Linked DNA regions of Homo sapiens: region 2 is linked to region 1. Evidence: read pairs that join two places in POLR2A ChIA-PET (ENCODE). Cell type or tissue: A673. All regions are shown on one strand. Links, peaks and the distances in the headings refer to the core of each region. The heading gives the core; the rest is flanking DNA.

What was found. ChIA-PET counts read pairs that join two places held together with the same protein. Peaks named below come from ENCODE experiments on the same cell type or tissue, not always from the same donor. Only the 100,000 strongest peaks of a DNase experiment are listed, where the experiment ranks them.
Region 2: POLR2A ChIA-PET joins it to region 1 with 12 read pairs; 2 of 35 experiments call an interaction of 5 or more read pairs at or near these places.

The regions. Positions count from the first base shown.
Region 1 is chr5:172,273,670-172,276,575 of GRCh38, forward strand. The region is part of intron 1 of UBTD2 (ubiquitin domain containing 2); the gene reads right to left. Among named protein-coding and RNA genes, the nearest start is that of UBTD2, 8.6 kb to the right of the region's middle. In A673, for the core only: no CTCF peak of the experiment used is centred there; a DNase peak (open chromatin) is centred at 1,602.
Region 2 is chr5:172,436,314-172,439,219 of GRCh38, forward strand. The region is part of intron 1 of SH3PXD2B (SH3 and PX domains 2B); the gene reads right to left. Among named protein-coding and RNA genes, the nearest start is that of SH3PXD2B, 17 kb to the right of the region's middle. In A673, for the core only: no CTCF peak of the experiment used is centred there; a DNase peak (open chromatin) is centred at 1,358; H3K27ac peaks cover 948 bases.

The DNA.
Region 1 (2,906 bases), core at 318-2,817:
AGTGGGACTAGCCCAACGGAAGGTAGATGATCAGGAAGCAGCTACAATGGCCTATGTCAATTTTTAATGTAAACTCTAGTGCTAAAACTTTTCCCAAAGAGGATTCAGCTCTCCTCATGTCTAATATTTTCCGACTGTAGCTTCCTTGACCTATATATTAGGTTCTCATACCTGCCAACCCAGAGTACCACTGTATTTTCAACCTATATCTTCTTGCTGCCCATTTTCTTTTTGGTCCCCTCCCTACAACTCCACTCCTCCTAGTAAAATTTGCTGCCTTCTGCTTTGTATCATGTAAATGTCCTAAAAGTCTCTTGCCAAAGTGGTATGAAATTTTAGGCACCTCTCTCATAAAGCCCCAGAGCTCACCGACCCAGAAAATATGAAGGATTTTCACCTCCACTGTCACACTAGGGATACAAGGAGACTAAATCTTCAGTCCTCCTCATGCTCAATTTTGCTTTACTTTTTTTTTTTTTTTTTTTTTTTGAGACGGAGCCTCGCTGTGTCGCCAGGCTTGGAGTGCAGTGGCACAATCTCGGCTCACTGCAACCTCCACCTCCCGGGTTCAAGCGATTCTCCTGCCTCAGCCTCCCAAGTAGCTAGGACTACAGGCACGTGCCACCATGCCCAGCTAATTTTTGTATTTTTAGCAGAGACAGGCTTTCACCATGTTGGCCAGGATGGTCTTGATCTCCTGACCTCATGATCCGCCCGCCTCAGCCTCCCAAAGTGCTGGGATTACAGGTGTGAGCCACTGCACCTGGCTGTTTTACTCTTTACTATTGGCACAAACCAAAGAATAGAAGCATAAGAAAATTCAATAAACCAGTTAGATGATGTGTAGAACATAATGGACACTGAAAATACATAAGAAAGAAGTACACTGGACATTCTTGGTGAAGAAAGTCTTACAGAGAATGTGTTTGTCCTGAACCACACCAACCTCAAAAGGGCTACTGGTATATTCTGGAATTGTATACCTAAGAAGTCTACCTTGTTTTAGGATATGAGTAACAAACTACAGCTAGAATTTTTGCAAACACTATGTATTAGTCCGTTCTCATGCTACTATAAAGAACTGCCTGAGGCCAGGCGCGGTGGCTCATGCCTGTAATCCCAGCACTTTGGGTGGCCGAGGTGGGCGGATCATGAGGTCAGGAGATTGAGACCATCCTAACACGGTGAAACCCCAACTCTACTAAAAATACAAAAAATTAGCCAGGCATGGTGGCGGGCGCCTGTAGTCCCAGCTACTTGGGAGGATGAGGCAGGAGAATGGCATGAACCCAGCAGGTGGAGTTTGCCGTGAGCCAAGATTGCGCCACTGCACTCCAGCCTGTGCAACAGAGCGAGACTCCGTCTCAAAAACAAAGAACTGCCTGAGACTAGGTAATTTATAAAGGAAAGAAGTCTAATTGACTCACAGTTCCGCAGGGCTGGGGAGGCCTCAGGAAACTTACAATCACGGTGGAAGGGGCAACAAACACGTCCTTGTTCACATGGCAGGAGGAAGAAGTGCCGAGCAAAAGCGGGGAAAGCCCCTGATAAAACCACAAATCTTGTGAGAACTCACTCACTATCACAAGAACAGCATGGAGGTAACCGCCCCCATGATTCAATTACCTCCCACTGGGTATCTCCCATGACACGTGGAGATTATGAAAACTACAATTCAGGATGAGATTTGGGTGGGAACACAGCCAAACGGTATCACACCACAGCTAGAACCAAGTTACTGAACCAAATTATTTTCTGAAATTACAAGAATGATCCGTTCTAAATACAACCAGATTAGTTTCACAAGCAGAGACCTGCTTCCCTCTTTCCCAATTCAACAAAATTCAGTATACTAAGTACCTACTTACTATGTGTCAGGCCTGATTAGAGGTGATTTTCTTATTGCTTCACCCTTTATGAAACTCTCATGACTCAATTCTTAGTATTTTCCTCCTCTTTCACTTACTTATTAGCAGTCACTCACTTTTACACCTTCAGTCAACTCACCCCAGCTGATCCCAAAATCCACAATCATAGCCCTAAGCATCTAGGAGTTCCCTATCTAAATTTCCGTACCACACTACATGGTGACTCCACTTAGACATTCTTCTGTCACCTACACCTTAACATATACTGAATGCTAAACCAGGGCTTTTCCCAGATATCTTTCTTATTCCACAAAACCTGCCAAGCTACCTCAATATTCCTGGTCACTCGGGTTCATAAACATGGTATTATTTTACTTCTCCTTTTCTCTTCTGTACCCCTACATCCAATAAATCACCAACTCATTCCATTTTTTTCCCTCATGGGTTCCTCATCCTAGTCTCTTCCCACTTTAGGCAATCCTATACCAATGCTTCTCAAACATTAATGTACATAGGAAATCACTTGAGAATCTTGTGAAAATGCAGATTCTGTAGGTCTAAGGCTCTGAATTTCTAACATGCTCCCAAGGTGATGCCGATATTGCTGCTCCAGAGACAAAACTTTCTGAGCAGCAAAATACTAGACTGTAAATTCCTTTGAGGGCAGAGATTTTTTTTTCCCTGTTGTAATCCCAGTAACTAGTACATAATAGTGGTTCAACTAATATTTAGTGAATGATATTTAGCAGTCAGTACATTCTTTTCATCAGATAAGCTCTTCTCTTCAAGAGTCCACACTAACATCCTACGCAATACCTGTCCAGTTTCTCCATCATTTTCTCTCACACACACTGCTCAAGCCAAAGCAGCCACTTTACCAACGATTACCCCATGCATGTATTGTTTACAACCACTTCCAAGCTTTACTTCATAACCATTCTTCTATCTGGTATGTTTTTAAAAACATCATACAGGCCAAACAAAGCATGTTTGTTGACTGGATGTGACTCATGTACTATCAGTTTACAAACTGAGCTG
Region 2 (2,906 bases), core at 142-2,641, 160 kb after region 1:
TGGCTCTTCTGTGTATGCTACAGGGTATAACCCAGCAGCCTGCAGCCAAATCATCACCAGAACTGCCTCTATACAGGGCCCGGGCTCCTTCACCGGCCACAGCCCTATTCTGCCTGCTTCAGGCAGACAACAAAGGGTTCCAGGCCTTTAAAACATTTGAAAACCCTCTTCTAGACTATCCTTTGTTCTATAGTTAGGGACATGAGGCCAGAGGGGAAAGGGACTTGCCCAAGGTCCTGTAGCCAGCAGGGAGGAAAGCTGGAACCAGAAGCCAGGGCTACCATCGGGAGGTGCTGAGAATGCGGGCCCTCTGCTCCAGACTGCTGTTTCTCATACCTACGAAACAGTAGAAGCCTGTGGAGATGAAGGGAGCAAATATGCTGTCTCTCATGCAGTGCACGGAGGGGCTAGGGCTTCCGCTCACAGGCTACACAGCTTCTGCAGCGGGTCATCAGGCTGTGATTGCTAAAGCCGTCCTGCTCTACAGCCAGAGCAAGCTTAAATGCCAAAGCACATGCAGCTCTGGGCTCGAGGAGTAGTGCTGGCTTCAAGATCCAGGTGAATTCATTTCCTGTAGAGAAGGGTTCAGGACTATGTCCGAAGGTCCCTAGGAATCCACAGACCCCAGTTTCAGAAGGCAGCTAGCTGTTAAGAAGGGGGTTGGATTCCCTCCATCAAGCTCCCACACTGGCTGGGTTCCCAGGTGGCAGATCCTGGGAAGAGCTTGGGAGTTAGTGACTGGCTGGGTTGCAGATGGCTTGCTCTGGGAATATGCTGTCTTGGTCACACAGGCCCAAGGTGGATAAGTATGGTCCTCGTGGGTGCTGGGGAAGGGAAAGCAACAAGGGCAAGGGAGAGATGGAGAGCGAGGAGAGGGCAGGGCGGTCGGATGGAGCTCCACGGGCTTGACTAATGGGAAACCCGACTCTGCCACGCTTCGTGGAGACCCTGGGTTCCCTTTGGTTCTGATCTGTTGACTGTCCCCAGCTTTGTGTCCAACATCTGGCCTATATAGGTCAGCACCTCCAACCTCTTTTTGGAACTGCAGCACCCAAAGTTTGTTTGATTTCCCAACACCCCAGGGCAGCATCACCACCAGAAGTGCTGAAGGGGGAGAGGAGGAAACCGAGGCACAGAGCCATGCTGCGCCTGAGGTCGAGAGGCTGGGAAGTGGGTGACATGAGATCCAATCCCAGCCCTGCCAGCCTCCAAAGCCTCTTCACTTTCTTCTCCCAGCATCCCAAGGCCTTGGGTCTCCTGGCCCCAGGCCAGAGCTTTCCGGTCCCCACGTCAGCGCCAGGAATCACCAAGCTCAGGCTCTGCAGCAAGTGACACACTGGAGGTGGCAGGCTGCCAATATTTTTTTCCCCCAATTTTTTCAATTAAGTGAATGCTTGGATTAGGGCCAAAATACAAGTGCTTGTGGTGTCTTGCGTCAGATGAGACACTTAGGGCTGTGTTCCTACTGCACTCTGTCCACAGGGCACGCAGCGAAGGCTCAGGTGGCTGGTTGAGCTGAGGGCTCCGCTTATCCCTGTGTGCAGAGGTGTGCCAAATGGGGAAATGGCGGCAGGAGTAGGGGGAGAGGAGTAGCCTCCAAAGTGGGAATCTGATCTCTCTCCCCCTGCCTCAAACTCTTCAGCTCATTCATTCATTCATTTGGCATATACACAGAGACCTACTGTGCACCAAGCTCTGCTCGAAGGGCCTCAATCGAGAAAGAAAACACACCACACAGGCACAACGTGGGGCTTAGGGGCCTGTGCAGTCTGCCCCTCCTCTGCTCCAGCCTGGCTGGCTTTCTCTTGCCTCCAGGACTCAATGCCTGCCACTGCCTCTGGCGGGAACATTTCCTCTCCCTGCCCTGCTCAGCTCCTCTTCATTTCTCCAGCATCAGCCTAGAAGTCACCTCTCCTTGGAAGCCTTCCTGGACACCCCAAGTCTCAGTCTAGCTCCCACTCTCTGAGTTCCCACAGGGCTAGGGCCACCCTCTCTCAGAACCTGTTCCTCTAGGGGTGCTGGTCTCTTTGCATTACTGCACCCCCACTGCCCTGGGGGCCCTTGGGGCAGGGCCGGGTTTGTCTATTCACCATGGTCCCCCCAGTGCCTGGCGACAATGAGCTCTCAGGAAATGCCCGGTAAAAGAGACAAAAAGCCGAAACAGGGCCACACAGTCAAAAACCAAGGTGACCTCACTCAAGGCTCTCTGTGTCCAGAGAGTAACAATGCTCGTGAAATAGCTGAATGAACAGCTCTATTGCCAAGGGTACCAGAAACAGAGCTGGCTTTGTCACAGAGGGAATGCAGGCATGGGACCCAACCCAAAAAGGGAAGTCCACGTTCCACCCCAGAGTTTCTCTGAAGAGGTAATGGCAAAAAACAGAATACCCAGGAGTGATTTAAACTCCAGGGGGAATGCCTCATCCCACTGTATGTCAGAGACAGTAAAGCTGAGGGAATTCTTTGAGGTGTTGGAACTGTTCTGTAGTGGAGGTTACAGGAACCTGCACATCATAACATGCTACACCAAAAAACAAAATTTTACTGCGTTACACCACAAAAGGGAATTTTACAGCATCCACGTAAAGTAAAAAATTAAAAATAACAATCATGCTTTAATGTCATTAAAAAAAAAAAAAAGATGGCAGGGTGTGGTGGTTCATGCCTGTAATCCCAGCACTTTGGGAGGCCAAGGCGGGCAGATCACCTGAGGTCGGGAGTTCGAGACCAGCCTGACCAATGTGGTGAAACCCCGTCTCTACTAAAAATACAAAAATTAGCCGGCCTGTGGTGGTGCGCACCTGTAGTCCCAGCTACTCAGGAGGCTAAGGTGGGAGAATCACTTGAACCCTGGAGGTGGAGGCTGCAGTGAGGCAAGATCACGCCACTGCACTCCAGCCTGGGCC